Linked DNA regions of Homo sapiens: region 2 is linked to region 1. A link is a loop called in an ENCODE intact Hi-C map of the cell type or tissue named here. Cell type or tissue: PC-9. All regions are shown on one strand. Links, peaks and the distances in the headings refer to the core of each region. The heading gives the core; the rest is flanking DNA.

Evidence for each region. A loop is a pair of places that touch in the nucleus more often than their neighbours do. Peaks named below come from ENCODE experiments on the same cell type or tissue, not always from the same donor. Only the 100,000 strongest peaks of a DNase experiment are listed, where the experiment ranks them.
Region 2: a loop joins it to region 1, with 6 times the contacts of the local background. A loop is called at or near these places in 61 of 110 quality-filtered maps.

What each region holds. Positions count from the first base shown.
Region 1 is chr15:91,838,707-91,846,978 of GRCh38, reverse strand. No RefSeq gene overlaps it. Among named protein-coding and RNA genes, the nearest start is that of SLCO3A1, 11 kb to the left of the region's middle. In PC-9, for the core only: no CTCF peak of the experiment used is centred there; no DNase peak of the experiment used is centred there.
Region 2 is chr15:91,705,291-91,713,562 of GRCh38, reverse strand. It overlaps the pseudogene TRY-GTA12-1. Among named protein-coding and RNA genes, the nearest start is that of SLCO3A1, 140 kb to the left of the region's middle. RefSeq lists a silencer at 879-1,113. In PC-9, for the core only: no CTCF peak of the experiment used is centred there; a DNase peak (open chromatin) is centred at 3,262; H3K27ac peaks cover 464 bases.

The sequences.
Region 1 (8,272 bases), core at 2,989-5,488:
TCCTCTAAACACTTGTGCAGGCTGTTCCTTCTGCTTGGAATGTCCTTCCTTCCCCCTTTCTTCAGGGGGCTTACACCTACTAGTATCTTAAGATCCAGCTAGTGTCACCGCCTCCAGGAAGTCCTCAGAGAATACCCTCTCACTAACTGCCTCCTGACTCCCTCCCACCTGCTTCCCCTCTCCGCCTGAGCCAGCCTCTGCACACCCTAGCATGGATCCCACTGTGGAGAGCTCTCACTGTGCTTCTCCCTCATTAGCCTTTGGTCAGTGTCTTTCATTTCTATATTTTTGCCTCCTAAAAGAGCCAAGCCCAGAGTGGTCAGTAACTATGAGGGAGAGAACAAACAAGTGAGGACACAAGAAGAAGAAACCCTTCATCACTGGAGCTGCCCAACAGGTATGGGACAGGAGAAAATGGCAAGAAGAGCCCGTAAGCATTAGGAGGAAAGAAGAAAACGGACATGGTAGTGACAGTAGCTGTAAGACTGCACCTAGCCAGGCAGGAGGTGAGAGCAAGAGGGATTGCCTAGAGCCTGGCTACTCAAAGTGTGGTCCCTGGGCAGCAGCACAGGCATTATTACATGGAAGGGAGGGAGAGAGGGAAGGAGGGAGGGAGGGAGGAGGATAGAGAGGGAGAGACAGGGGTGGGGGGAGAGGGAGAGGGAGGGAGGGAGAGAGAGGGAGAGAGAGACAGGGAGGGAGGTGAGAGAGGGAGGGAGGAGGAGAGAGAGAGAGAGACAAGGGAGGGGGGAGAGGGAGAGAGGGAGAGGGAGAGAGGGAGGGAGGGAGGGAGGGAGGGAGAGAGAATACTCTCAGACCAGATGTGCTGAATCAGAATTTAAAGTTTAACAAGCTCTGCAGGTGTACATCATGACTTGAGAAGAATTGGCTTAGAATGGTATCAAAAGAAGCCTAGAGTTAGACAATTTTAAGCAGTATTTTAGTATTTATATTCATTCCCCTTTTTTTATTGTATTTGGGGCTTTAGAAAAAAGGACTAAGAGGAACAATTGGCTCTAAAGATGACGCTGGTTATTTTCATTCTCTGGGAATCCTCGCACTGTGCAGTCCCGCAGGGAGGGAGCATAGACGACTAATGACATGGCCAGGGAACGGGGGAGTGGAGGAGAGGAAACCTGCCGTTTTATTTTGTGTCTGAATGTTGTTTTGGTGGCATATCTGAATCTCAGAATGAAAGCTGAGATACTGAGCTTGTGGATCATAATGGTTGCCTGGATTTCCCCCTCCTAACTGCCTTTACCCAACAAAAATCCAGAGGCTCACAGGACATAAAAGGCTGAAAACCCAGGATCCTGACTATGGATGGTCAGTTTCTCAGGGAAATTACTCCTCACACAGGACAGATGGGATGACCAAGGAAGAGGAGTTCCTACTTCCTCCATAGGAAAAAGAGAGGAAGGTTCTGCAGAGGGGATGCTGGCTGGTTCCCCAACCAAATAGCCTGACAGTCACCTCCTGGCTGCCTGAGGATGGCATTCTCACCTTGCTGAATCTATCTGTGCAATTGCAACTCCCAGAAAGGCGCAGTGGGCCTCCGTGAAATGCATGGGTGGTTGCAGAGTATGCCCTGGGATGTAAAATAATGTAAGTGCGAATAAGGATGGGAAACTTTTAAAAAATTATCTACTGCTGGGTGACAACCCACCACAGAACTTAGTGGTTTAAAACAATACGTACTTTGCTCAAGAAATCTGCAGTCAGGACAGGGCTTAGGAGGGAGAGCTGGACTCTACTGTCAGCTGGGATCATCTCATTTGGCACCTGGCACCTGGTCTACAAAGACAAACAGCTGCGGGTGAGAATAGCTGGGCCTCTTTGGGTATCTGTTTGCGGGCTCTCACCCTGATCTCTCCAGCATGACAGCCTCAGGGCAGCCAGACTTAATGCATGCAGGCTCCCGGCTCCCAGTGTACCTGCCTCAGAGAGGGAGCCCTGTGACTTTTATGACCTAGCCTCAGAAGTCAGCCATGTTAGTTCTGCTGCAGCCTGTTCATGGAAGCAGCTACAAAGTTCCATCTGTACTCAAGACGGGAGAACATAGACTTCATCTCCTGGTGAAGGATGTTTGATGTCACTTTGTTAGAAGAACCAAGGAATGAGGTATATATTTGCTGTGGCTACCTTTGAAAAATACAATCTGCCAGATACATTGAGAGCTCTGTGTCTTGGAATCGGAGTTTCCCCTGCACTGTTTCAGGCCACAAAAAGACTATGGAATGTTTCAAAGTATTTAGTAATGAATTCACCTTTTATTTACAAAGAAACAGGGAAGCAAGAGAAATTCATGTCATAGTGTAACAGTACACATTGCTAGCTAGACACCATAGCTTCCTCTTCAGTTAAACATTTAAGAGGAAGATTCTGGCAGATCCAGAGTACAAACAATTTGGACAGCTATATCCTTGTTGGAGAGGGAGTAAGTGCATATGCGCTGGGGGATGGTATAAAGATACATTGAGTCTATGAAAAATATTCCGTAACATGTAACAGGAGACTCGCTAGACCAATGAGGCAGAGAAAAAGCATGCCTGTTTAAGGGAAAGCTGACTGCATAAAACAGAAAAAAGATTTAATCCTGCTTTTTTTGTGTTCTTAATACTAGGCAGTATGTACTTTCTGAAGTAAGAATGAAATTGATGAAAAAGGTGACACTTGAGATTCTGAGATTGAAAAGGAAACTGACATGTAAGAATTGAATTCAGGTAAACTAAAAATAAAATTGTGGAATCAAACTTCAATTCTGATGCAGTGAAGACCAGAATTGAAATCACAAAAAGCCAAATAAATAATGTAGAAAACAAGGTAGAGAATTTTTCTATCAATGCAGAGAAAAGAAACAAAAAATGATGACAGAAAAGATAGGTAAGTTGGTCCATCAAAAACAAAGACTTACTCTATGGACAAGAAGGACCCAAGGGAAATATAACCAGAACAAATGACGTTGCTTTACCATGGAGAAAAACGGAATAAAAACTTGAGCTAGAAAAAAGAAATGTACAACTTAAAATACTGCACCATGTTCCGGGCAAAAGTAAAGATGTACACAGACATAATCTAGCAAATTTGTTCAAATGGAAAAGATTTTAAAATATTCTACAAACATCCAGACAAAACAAATGTTACTTATGATAAAAAATGAGAATAGGCTGAATTAAGGGTACAGCACAAGACTAGATGCTACATGAGAAATGAGTAAAGTCTAAATGGTACTAGAAAGTGCTTATGACTCAAGCTGAAATGTTAATTTGCAAAGAAAACAAAAAGAGATTCTTAGATATTCTAGTCAAGGGTTCAAAAAAGATACCACCCATGCATTTTCTTGAAAACATTAAAGATACGTTCCAGTGAAACAACATGTTAAAGACAAAAACTCAATAGCAAAAATGAGTTCAAAAGAATTGTGATAACCCCAGCTTAACATACTAAATTAAGTTTAAAAAAGTTGTAAATAAAGTACAGTTGGAAATTTTTCTTGAGATAGAATAAAAGTAATAAATATGTCCATAATTCTAAATGAAGTTGGCAAGAATGGGGGAAAAGGAGTGTATGTGGGAAAGAAGAGTATGAAATTCTTCATCTTGTAAAGTAAGTCAAAAGTTATATCATTCATGAATTTGATGATTAGAGAATGTATGCATTCAAGTGTGATCTTAAAAAATAAAATTTGGGCTAGGCACAGTGGCTCACGCCTGTAATCCTAGCACTTTGGGAATGCCGAGGTGGGCAGATCACTTGAGGTCAGGAGTTCAGGACCAGCCTGGCCAACATGGCGAAAACCTGCCTCTACCAAAAAATAGAAAAAAATTAGTTGATCGTGGTGGCACGCGCCTGTAATCCCAGCTACTCGGGAGGCTGAGGCAGGAGAATCAGTCGAACCCAGGAGGCAGAGGTTTCAGTGAACCAAGATTGCGCCACTACACTCCAGCCTGAGTGACAGAGCAAGACTCCATCTCAAACAAACAAAAACTGAATTTGAAGAATTCAAAGAAAATACATACTTATAGAAATGGGGAAAATAAAAACCAAGAAAAATGTTAATGCACGTTCAGTATCCCTTATCTGAAATGGTTGGGGCCAGAAGTGTTTTGGATTTGGGAGATTTTCAAATTGGGGAATATTTGCAGAGTGTATACCAGTTGACCATCTTTAATCTGAAATCCTCCAATGAACACTTCCCTTGAGGGTCATGTTGGTGTTCAAAAAGTTTCGTATTTTCGAACATTTTGGATGTTTAGGTTAGGGATACTCAACCTTTACTGGGCGGGGGGCGGGGGGGGAACAATATAATATAATAGAAAACATCACAGACTTTTGAGAGAGATATCTTATTTTGAAAGTGGTTCAGGCACTTCCTAACTTTGGCCTTAGGGAAATTAACTTATGTACTTAAAACCTGAGTCTTCTTGTTGTTAAAACGGGAAAAAACATACACTTCCTAGGGTACTTGTGGGGATGGATTATCTAAAGAACGTAGTTCAGTGTCTGGCCCAAATATGATTTGATAAATGAGTTGTTGTTGTAATTTGTTGCCATCATTGTATTTTTCATTATCATGATAAAAGATTAAAAATACTTGCATCTCCCTCTGTGTCTTTTCCTCAGGGAAGCTGTCTTGGCTTTGTTTTATGAACCCACTCCTCAACTGTATCTGACATTTTAAATTCTTTGATTTGTATCCTGTTCTAGATTTCTGATCAATTCCACAGACTTGATTTTTATAATGCTCCTTTCTTTACCCATGATTAAGTGTGAGTTTTTGCTCGTTTTCTTGCCTGCAACTGATTTCTGTGTCAGTGTTGAGACTCAGTTTCCCTGAGCCCTGGCTGAGCAAAATCACAGATACTCAGAATAATTACCCAGGATGGGAGGATGGCCAGTTATAACAATAAATGTAAGTGATTTATCTTCCTATATTTAAAATACTAAGACTTCAGGATTGCGCTAAGAAAATCCAACTATGACCTGCTCACAAGAAACCTATCCAAAACGAGGAGACACATATAAATAAAAAATAAAAGAAAAAAGATCTACTGGAAAAACACAAAGAAAAAAATAAAGGTATTAATGTTAACTTTATTCAAGACTGGGTACATAGCCGAAAATATTCAATAGAGCAAAGTACGCATAAAAATATAAAATCATCAGTGATATTTTATGCATTAAATATATAAATATATAAAACAAAGGTATATAAGAAGAAATGGACAGAAAGCAATTGTTTTATGTGAGCCTTTTATGGAACTATTGCTCTTTGACAATAGGAAAAAACAAAATATATACGTTTTAAATGATATGTATTATATATAATTAAAAGGTGTCTATAACAAAACCGATGAAAATAGAAAATATTTTCTAAAGATAAGCATAGAAAATGAACAAATTATTAAAAATAGAATTAGTAAAGTTGACATATGAATTCAAAAACATTTTAACATAACTGGAGAATATATGAAGGTGAAGAGAAAAAATAAAATGTAAAAGTAGAAGGGAAATATAAAAATAAACAGGAGAATTTTAACAAATACAAAATTATTTGTTAAAGCACAGTGTTCATAACTTTGAAAAGTTGAATTAAACATATTTTCATGGCATAGACTACCTAACTTTAAGAAAAAGGGTCATGAACTTTTAGAAGAAATCCTGGAGATATATATGTATGTGTATGTATTTTATTACTTCCAAAGATGTCTCATTTTCTGAAAATTTTACCAGTGATAACTTTCAGAATTTCAGAAAGACAGATAATACCATGTTATATGATTTTTCTGGATATAAAAACAAAAGCTGACTGTATAAAGATTCATTTTATGAAGTCAGCGTAACATTGATCTAAAATTGACAATAGCACAACCAAAAGAAAATAAATACTATTATGATTTTGCAATGACATGTTAAATATTGTGATGACATGATGAAAAAATGTAGTGCCAATCAAAAGATAGTGTTATTTTTCTTATATGACATTGTGATTCTAAAATGTATATTAATAACAAGCAAAAAACTAAAAATTATTGAAAAAGGAGAATCAGAGCAATTTCAAGTGTGTAGGCACATCCTACTAGGTATTAAAATACATTACAAGCAACTGCAACCGAAGCAGTATGGTACTAGCTCAGGAGCTGGTAGGCAGATTGATAGAATAGAGCAGTGGACCCTGAAGTAGACTCTCGTATGTATTCCAGTTTAAAGTAAGGACAACAAAAATGGGAAAGGCAGAGATTGTTTCTCAAATGGTTAGGAAAATTGATTAACTCAAGTTATAGCTTCACTATCCAGCAGCCCAAGACAAAAACAACAATAAAAACAGATGGATTAAAGAACCCACACATAGACAAAAACTTCTGGAGAGGGAACGATATTCTAAGCATAAAAGCAAATGTAAGTAATTACAAAGGAAAAGTTAGATAGATCTTCTTACTGTTAACACAATTGAAAGTCCTTTACATCGAGGAACACGTTCACAACAATCAAATTACAAATTAGAAAAAGTAGTTGTAGTAACAGAGCAGAAAGATAATACTGAAATAGTACATGAAGTACTCTTACAAATCAGTTAACAAAATACTCCAAAAGACATGGGCAGAGTATCCTCACAGTAAACTTAAATACAAAATATGATTATCTGGAAAAAATATTCACACTCACAACTAATCAAATACTAATTTAAAAAGTTACAAGATACATTTTATTCACTCATTAAAATAGCAAAACATTTTTTAAAGAAAATTTTCTTTGCTGGTGGAAGTTTGAAAAGACTCCCTAAAATAAATTGCTGGCAGAAGTATAAGTCCGCACAACCTCTGTGAAAATTTATTTGGTACTATCTATACAGGTGTCAGAGGCGTTTGAACCAGAGCAACTCCATCTTGAATAGGAGCTTGGTAAAATAAGGCTAAGACCTGTTGGGCTGCATTCCCGGTAAGTTAAGCGATTCTTAGTCACAGGATGAGATAGGAGGTCAGCACAAGATACAAGTCATAAAGACCTTCCTGATAAAACAGTTTGCGCTAAAGAAGCCGGCCAAAACCCATTAAAACCAAGATGGTAACAAAAGTGACCTCTGGTGGTCCTCACTGCCACACTCCCACCAGTGCCTGACCGTTTACAAATGCCATGGCAAAGTCAGGAAGTTACCCTATAAGGTCTAAAAAGGGGAGGCATGAATAATCCACCCCTTGTTTAGCATATCACCAAGAAATAACCATAAAAATGGGCAACCAGAGCCAGGGACTGCTCTGTCTATGGAGTAGCCATTCTTTCATTCCTTTACCTTCTTAATAATAAACTTGCTTTCACTTTACGGACTCACCTCGAATTCTTTCTTGCGTGAGATCCAAGAACCCTGTCTTGGGGTCTGGATCGGGACCCCTTTCAGGTAATGTAGGTACACAAATTATCATTTCCTTTGGCTCAGTAATTTCCCTTCAATGAATTTAAGAAAATAATCAGACACATGAACAAAAATAAGTATAATGCTTTGCTTATTGTTTAATACTTATTGAAAAATTATTTATAATACTGAAAAATTTGAAAAACATGTTCATTAGTGGGAGACTGGCAAAATTACCTTTTCAAGAAAAGACAGTATGCAGTCATTAAAAAAATCTTTTCTAAAACTTTATGAAAGAAATGCTCTTAGTAAAATAAGTGACAAAAGGAGGATTTTGAATTATATGTAGGGTAGGATCCAGTTTTTGTTATGCATACAGACACATATTTAGGACAATGGGTTCTGGAGTTAGAATCAAAGTACCGGGATTTGAATCGCCTACTCACCACCTACTAGTTTAAGAACATGAATAATTTACATAACCTTACTAAGCCTCTGTTTGCTTATCTTTAAAATGGTAATAATGAACCTGTCTCAGCATGCTATTGTGAGGACGAAGGAGGGTTCAGTGTCAGGTGCCTAGTATACAGCCTGGCTCATAAATGGCAAGTTTTACATTCACATGAATTGAGTTATCATTAAAATATATATATATTTATATGAGAATTACAATTTATAAAAATTTTCCTTAGTATTAAAAAAATGTATACACATTTTATAATGCATTTTTGCCTAGGCTAATGGGCAGCCTTCAACAAATATCTCATGTACTCTGCCACAGCTTAAAGGCATAAAATGAAACCAGGGCTGCTGTAAAAACCAAAATCCACCCTGCTAAACTTACATTGAATAAGAGATCAGATATGTGCCGCTCGTGCTCACTACTTTCTAGGTCTTTTCTCTGTAAGTAAATGTTCTCCC
Region 2 (8,272 bases), core at 1,881-4,380, 130 kb after region 1:
AGCCTCGGGTACTCTTTATAGTAATGCAAATGTGACTAAAACATCTTATATAAGGGGGAAATTTAGACACAGAGACAGACATGAACAGAGAGAAGATGGTGTAAAGACACACAGGGAGGAGCTAGCCATGTGGCTGGAGTGATGCGCAAGCCAAGAAACACCACGGATTGCCAGCAAAGGCCAGTGGTAGAAGAGGCAAGAGAGGATTCTCTTCTAGACCTATCAGAGGGAGCATGGCCCTGCCAACACCTTGATCTCAGACTTCCAGCCCCCAGAACATGAGACAATAAGTTTCAGCTGTGTTAAGCCACCCCATTTTGGGTACTTTGTTAGCACAGCCCTGGGACACAAATACCATCAATATTTATGAGGGCCCATCAGGTGCCCAGCACCGTGCCAGGCTAGAGATAGAATAAGACATAGGATTTACAATCAAGCACTGACAGCAGACATTCAATCAAAAATCCACAAATAAATATTCACAGTTGCCCTATGCACTGTGAAATAAAGGAGAATTCCTTGGTACAGGAACACTGGATTCTAACCTCATCTGGGGGTCAGGAAAGGTTTCCATGAAAAAAAATGAGTTTTAAAGCTGAGGCTAAAAGGGTCTCAGGAGTTGGAGAAGGGTATTTAATGGTCATGCACAAATATTCTGGGGAAAGAAAACAGTTTGTGAAATCATGAATACAAGGACAAAAAGAAGGGGTTTGGGGAAAGGTAGAGGAGACAGCCAGGGGCCTGAGTGTGCCCGTAAATATCAGCGTTCAGCAGGAGCCTCCTGATTCCAATTGCTTGTCTAATTTCCACCTCCCACCCCACCTGAGCATCGGTCCTGGAGGATCTGTACCGTGCAGGACCAGCCTTATCTGGAAGAGCTGATCATTTGTACCACTCAGCCAGCTTTGCACTCGGCCGCTCAAGGCCACCAACCCTTGCCTTGCCTAAGTCTCAGTCAGAGGGGCACCTGCTGGGAAGATGAATGTGACTTGCTTTGGGCTTAGCTACCATTTACCCAAACTCAAGGGTCTGGAAAAGGTCTCCTTAGTTACAGTCAAATGGTCAGTAACTTCAGTTTATGGCCGTGTCTTTTTTCAATTTCTTAGAGTTCGTGACTTTGAGTTCTGCATGAGTAAAGGAGTATTTTGGCACAATAGAAAAGGAAATGATTTATTATCCCTATTGCCTCAGACACGGATGCTATGGCAACATCGAGGCTCATTGCCGGCCCTCAAGTTGTGCACCCTGGGTTTTTGTCTCAGATCTCTCATTTTCACAGTAACCTTCACTTTGGACTCTTTATGGTCCATATAAAGAGAAAAATAATAGTGTCTGCTTCAAATTAAAGTTCTTGGGAGGATTAAATAAAAAAAAACACTTAGCAGAGTACCTGGCTCTTTGCAAGCACCCAGTTGATGTTAAGGAGTATTATATTATTAATATTGTTATTACTCCTATTAATTAAAGCCTTTTACAATAGGAGCACACTTTTAGACTTTCAGGCGACTAACTACATTCCCATATTCTTCATAATCAAGACTAAGCATAGGTAAGTGGTTAGTGGCTATGATGTTAATTAACTTTCTCCAGTAAAAAGGGACAGAGGAAAACTCTGCACTTAAACAGCTGATTCGATACAATGAGGTCTATTCCGCAAAGTCTGTCACAGGGGGCCCTCTGCTTTCCACTCAGAGGAAACAGAACTTAGAGAGCAAAAAGATCACCACTCCCCTCCTTTTTAATTAGAAAGCACTAAGAAGATGAAAACGCATAATAAGGCTCTCCAGTAGTTAAGTGTAATTCACGCAATGTGTGCCTGGGGACTCTCTCCATCATTACTCCAAGAGGCCGAGCACTACAGTGAGGAGCTGGCTATGGCAGAGCCTGGCATCATCAAGAGTTCAAATCTCAGCTGCATCATTTACTAGCTGTGAGACATTTACAGGGCAATTAAGCTTTACTGAGCCTCAGTTTCCTCGTGGGTAAATGTGACGATAATGACACCTATATCTCAGTGTAGTTGTGAGAGTGAAAGTTGGTAATGTGGTAAATGATGCTACTGACTACCATATGTTGAAAATATGACACATCCGAGGACATGGGAGGCACCCCATGGACATTAGCCCTTGGTATTATTTTGGGAAAACTCAAGCATCCGGCATAGACTCTTTCATGTGTGAGATCGTGGGTCACAAGAGATTTGAAGGGGTCATTAAGTAGATGGCAGCACTTTCATTGTTTTCTGAGTTGAAGACTGAACCTTCAAAATCAAATAGGCTGTGTGAACTCAGGAGTAAAAACAGGTATGGAGAGGGGAAAAGAGAGTAGAGGCAGGGAGAGTCTCAAGCTTTTTTTATTGAAGCTTTCAGACTCTAGAAAATTCTTGGCAGTCAGGGTTAAGTGGCGTAGACTAAAGGAGTCAGTGTTGCACAACGGTTAAGTGAAGAGGCTGTAAACCCAGACTGGATGGGTTCAATTCCCATCTCTGCCGTTACTAACTGTGACCCTCAGCAAGTTAAATTAGGTGCCTTCATATACTCATCTGTAAAATGGGTGTAAAATAGTGACTGCTTCTCTGGGTAACTGGCACTTAGTCCAGTGCTAAGCATGTGGCAAATATTTAAAAATGTTAACTGTTAACAGACCTGAACTGACTTGCTAATTTGTCTGCAAATTAGCAAGACAAATTTGACATTTTAAATGACTGTCGGGAACTAATTTGTTTCTGGAATTAATTCAAGGTTATAACTTGACACCTTATTATTCAAGTATTAAGTCTGGCCAACATTTTTCCATTTTGTGATTTTGTTACTGAAAAGCGGTCCCAATCTAGACCCCAGGAGAAGGTTCTTGGATCTTATGCAAGAAAGAATTCAGATCAAGTCCACAGAATATAGTGAAAGCAAGTTTATTAGAGAAGAGGTAAAAGAATGGCTACTCCATAGGCAGAGGAGTGGCAAAGACTGCTTGACTGAGTACACTTATGATTATTTCTTGATTATATGCTAAACAAGGAGTAGATTATTCATAAGTTTTCAGAGAAAGGGGTGAGGAGTTTCCAGAACTGAAGGTTCCTCCCTTTTTTAGACCATATAGGGTCACTTCCAGACAGTGCCATGGCATTTGTAAGCTGTAATGGCCCTGGTGGGAGTGTCTTTTAGCATGCTGATGCATTGTAATTAGCATATAATGAACAGTGAGGACCAACAGAGGTCACTTTCATCATCATCTTGGTTTTTGTGGGTTTTGACTGGCTTCTTTACTGCATCCTGTTTTATCAGCGGGGTGTTTGTGACCTGTATCTTGTGCTGACCTCCTATCCCATCCTGTGACTAAGAATGTCTAACCTCCTAAGAATGCAGCCCAGCAGGTCTCAGCCTCATTTTACCCAGGCCCCGTTTAAGATGGAGTCACTCTGGTTCAAACGCCTCTGATGATTTTAATCAAGCCACTTTGATTTTGACCTTAGAGATCCCTGAGATAGAACAAGTATATGTAAATATTTCAGGTAAGACATTTGATGTAGTGGGGAGCCCAATGCAAAGGCTTTCATTATAAGTGCACCAATAATTTCAACAAGATTTCACATTACAATCATAAGAGTTAATATTTATAATATTTGAGATTTATAGAAACCATCACAAATATTAACTGCCTTTGTTCTTTGAGTTTCCCTCCTTTGCTCTTCAACAGGTAAGGTCTGTCTATTGATTCGGGGAAGGCAGGCAGAAAGTTTGCTTTGCTTTCATTTCCAAAATTCCCAGCCTTAAGGGAAATGCAGGTGCCTCTGAACTATTAAGTGGAAAGGATTGGAACGAGGAATGGTAAGTGAGGGCGATAGAGATATTAGTGGGTCCTGAGGAGAGAAATGCACTTGAACCTGAACTCCGATTCCTGGTTTTGAGTCCCTGAGAGGGTCAAGACCTCAGGGGAGTTTGGGAGACCACGCTTTGCTGAAAAGATAAGTTGATCTTTGCAAGATTTGTGGGAAATGTACAGTTCTGCAGTAAAAAAGTTGGTAGGTCTTCTTCAAGGTTGACCAATGTCTAGGACCCATCATGGAGCTTCTACCCTTGATGTCATCTAAACCTACTTACCTCCCAAAGGCCCAATTTCCAAGTTCCATTGCACTGAGGGGTTCAAATTCCATATGAATTTGGGGCAGATGGGCACAGTTCAGCCCAAAGCACCCAGTCACCCCTCCAGCCCCCATTCTGCCTGTGGAAGTTCCATGCTCAAGTCCCCAGGACCCACCCTTACACTATAGTTCCCAGCCTGGGCTTCTGCTCTGCCAAGAGTAGAAAATTCCACCACTTTAAATCGTCCCCTGCTCCTACCTCTCTTTAATTTGTCTTCTGCTCTATTTTCTTGCTCAAGTCAGCTGATGACTTTTCACAAAAGGAAAACGCAGGTACTTCTGGGCAAAGCAAGAAGGGATGCCCTGTATCACCTTCTAATAGCAAGAGGCTGGTATTCCTGGAGTTCTGGAGCATCTGCAATTGGATACCTTACGGCTGCTCCCTGAGATCACTGACTGACTTCTGAGATGTGTGGCTGTGGTGACGGGATGAAGTAGAATAATAACCTGGATTCACTGGACCCCAGGGATGTGTTTTTCACATTGTGTTTGCTCTGTGTAGACCCAGAGTTCCACAGATACACAAGGGAATGGGGACACTTTGTGGGTGCAGCTCTGACCAGTGGTCTAGGTGAACTTGCTTTTATTGGCTGGTAAGAGCCAGTTGTTATTTTTTATAAATTCTGTGATCTGGTTGTTAAACAAAACCATTAAAACTCAAAGTAAATAAACATGCAATTAAATAAATTAGTAAAAATAGAGAAAAATACTCAAAACTCACCATTTTTAGTTATTTTACTATATTTTTCCATTATCTGTGCTCTTGAGATTCCGTACGTCTATTTTAACTATAAGGCAAAACTAATATATATTATATATAACTAATATATAATATATATAACTAATATATAACGTATGTAATGAATATATCTTACAATATATAAATATATTATACTGCTACTGCGCATCTCTACCCAATTCTGTCTTCAGTGAAATTGACCAAGGTAGGAGTATTAACACACCACAGAAATTTGGAAAAGCTTCAAAACAGAACTTTTCCCCCTACGAGAACCAGTTGTTAATATAGTTAACATAGGCTTAGGGGTTTGGAAAATCTTGAGGAAGACCAGAGCAGAAGCCTAGGCTGTGAACTATGATACAAGGGCAGGTGTTGGGTACTTGAGCATGGAACTTCCAGAGGCAGAATCGGGGCTGAGTGGTGACTGAGTGCTATGGGCTGAATTATGCACCACCCCCTATGTTGAAGCCCCAACTCTCAGTGCGATGCTGTTTGGAAATGGGGCCTTTGGGAGATAATTAGGTTTAGATGGGGTCATAAGGGTGGAAACTCCATGATGGAATCAGTGTTCTTATAAGAAGAGATAAAAGAGAGTTTGCTGGCTCTTTTTCTCTCTACCATGTGAGGATACAGTAAGGAAGTCTTGAGGAAGTGAGCTCTCACCTCTCAAGAAACCAAATCTTGTAGTACCAGCCTCCAGAAGTGTGAGAAATACATTTCTGTTGTTTAAATCATCCAGGCCATGATATATTTCTGTAGCAGTTTGAGCTAAGACACTGGGTGAGGAGTATGAAAACACTACAAGAGGAGTGATGCAGGGCTCTGCAGGAAAGCCCAGGGGTCCTGCCAGTCAGAGCATCCTAACAAGGACATTGGTACCCTATGAAGCCCTATAGTGGAGACAACAGGCAGCTGAAATATTTTCAGACTTCAACCTGTGTCAGTCAGCGTATAATAAGGAGACAAAAAGCACACCAGTTATTTTAACAGAGAGAATTTAACATCAAGAATTATATCTAATTCTGTGAAAAAAGTCAATGGTAGCTTGAAGGGGGTAACATTGAATCTGTAAATTACTTTGGGCAGTATGGCCATTTTCACGATATTGATTCTTCCTATCCATGAGCATGGAATGTTTTTCCATTTGTTTGTGTCCTCTCTTATTTCCTGGGTACTGGTTTGTAGTTCCCCTCGAAGAGGTCCTTCAGATCCCTTGTAAATTGTATTCCTAGGTATTTTATTCTCTTTGTAGCAATTGTGAATGGGAGTTCACTCACGATTTGGAACATACACCATGGAATACTATGCAGCCCTAAAAAAGGATGAGTTCATGTCCTTTGCAGGGACATGGATAAAGCTGGAAACCATCATTCTCAGCAAACTAACACAGGAACAGAAAACCAAACACTGCACGTTCTCACTTATAAGTGGGAGTTGAACAATGATAACACACGGACACAGGGAGGGGAATATCATACACCGGGGCCTGTCAAGGGGTGGGGAGCTAGGGGAGGAATAGCATTAGGAGAAATACCTAATGTAGGTGACGGGTTGATGGGTGCAGCAAAACACCATGGCATGTGTATACCTATGTAGCAAACCTGCACGTTCTGCACATGTACCCCAGAACTTAAAGAATAAAAATAAAAGAATTATTATCTGGGTATGAAATAGTTATCTAGTTAAGTGAGGGTAAAAAAAAAAGACAAAGGTTTCAAGGTGTCAGAACAGCAGAAGTGGCAACCTCCTCCAGGGTTGGAGGAACAAAGGGAAGATCTTAAGTTTTTTTAAACGTAGAAACTCCGAGGAGGAATCCTGTGAATTGAAACTCAGATCCTTCAGGGGCCTTGTTGCTTGGTTGCAGCTGGGCTCTATGGGGCTGGAAGAGAGCAATCAGCTGCTTTTTGCAAATAGTGAAAAAACTAGTTTCAGCTGTTGCCACAGGAAGAAACCGCTGCTGCGGAGGGGAAGATAGCAAGGTGAAGGAGACTGTCACAAGCTGGAAGGAAACAAAGGAGCAAGTTACTCATCTCTCTTGCAGCCGCACAGTCTCCGTCTGGCGCCCTCTGTTGGTAGTGCCTATTCAAACACCAAGTGGATGTGTGACTTTCAGAGAGCTCAGAGAATTGACACTTCTGGATATGGTGTAAGGCTGCCCCTTGAAGTGGGAGATGATTAAGCCTAGATAAGGGCAAGAGCCTGAAGCTCAAGGAGAGACAGCACTTCCTTCTGCCAAATCCGAAACTGAAAGAAGAGATGGCCCCAATGCTTTCTTGCCAAAACGTTGCTTTGACTACTCTAATGTCAATTTAGGAAGGAAAAAAACATTGCTTCAGCTTTTTTAAGGGTTGAAAGCTTAAGGAGCAGTGTTTGGGAAATGAGTCAGAATTCTGGAAAAAGAATAAAATAGATATTTGAAAGAGAAGGATCTGAAACCAAGTGAAAGCCTTGATAAGCACATTTCTTGTCAGCATCTATTTAAGTGGCCCATTTAACATAGGGTGCTGTTAAGCTATTTTTTCATTAGATAGGAATTTAGTCATCTTATATGTTTGAGATTTTTAGGTATATTTTAAGTTTCAGAATCTTCTCTTATTCTCAGCTGACCTCCTTTCTAAAAAGAAGTGAGAACTCCATATCTCTGCCTTGGCATCCAGTGACTATCAACAAAACCCTAGTAGGTCACCTTTTCTGATAACAGTATCTGCCTCAGTAGAGAAAATCTTTTGTCCTCTAGAAAAGTATCTTAGCAGCTGAATCTCAATAGCTATGATCTACTGCTTACCTTTCCAGGGGAGGGCCAGGCTCCTTGGTTAAATGCTACAGGATGTAGCAGTGAAGGAGGTATAGTTCCTGCCTACAAGAGGTCATAATTTAATAGAGGAGGCAGCAACACAGCCAAGACAGTACTTGGAGGAGCCATAACTCTGCCCAAGGGTGGGTTAGGGGGCTTGAAGTAGTTAAAGAGTGGGCAATCTGCAGATAAAATGGCACATCTGTGGTAGCTTCTGAAGAACAAGCAGTAGCTTGCTAGGTAGAACAGCGAGAACATTCCAGGCAAGGAGAACTCTATGGTGTGAAAGAGGATTAACAATAGGGGGGGCTACAGAGAGGTCTCTGAAGATAAGAGGAGGCCAGGTCATAAAAGAATCTTACACGTTCTTTGAGGCATTTGACATTTATCCTGGAGGTGATGGGGAGCCATCAGAAGAAGCTGCTTATGCAGCAGCTGTGCAGTCACCAGTGTCTAGAGATGGCCCACGACAGAGATACTTTCATTCCCCCAAGAACTGCACTTCCTACTCCACATGGCTCATCGCACAAAAACCAATTGCAAAGGCTTAGACACAGAACTGTTGTTACTGATACTTCTGCAAATGCTAAGCTTTGGCTGT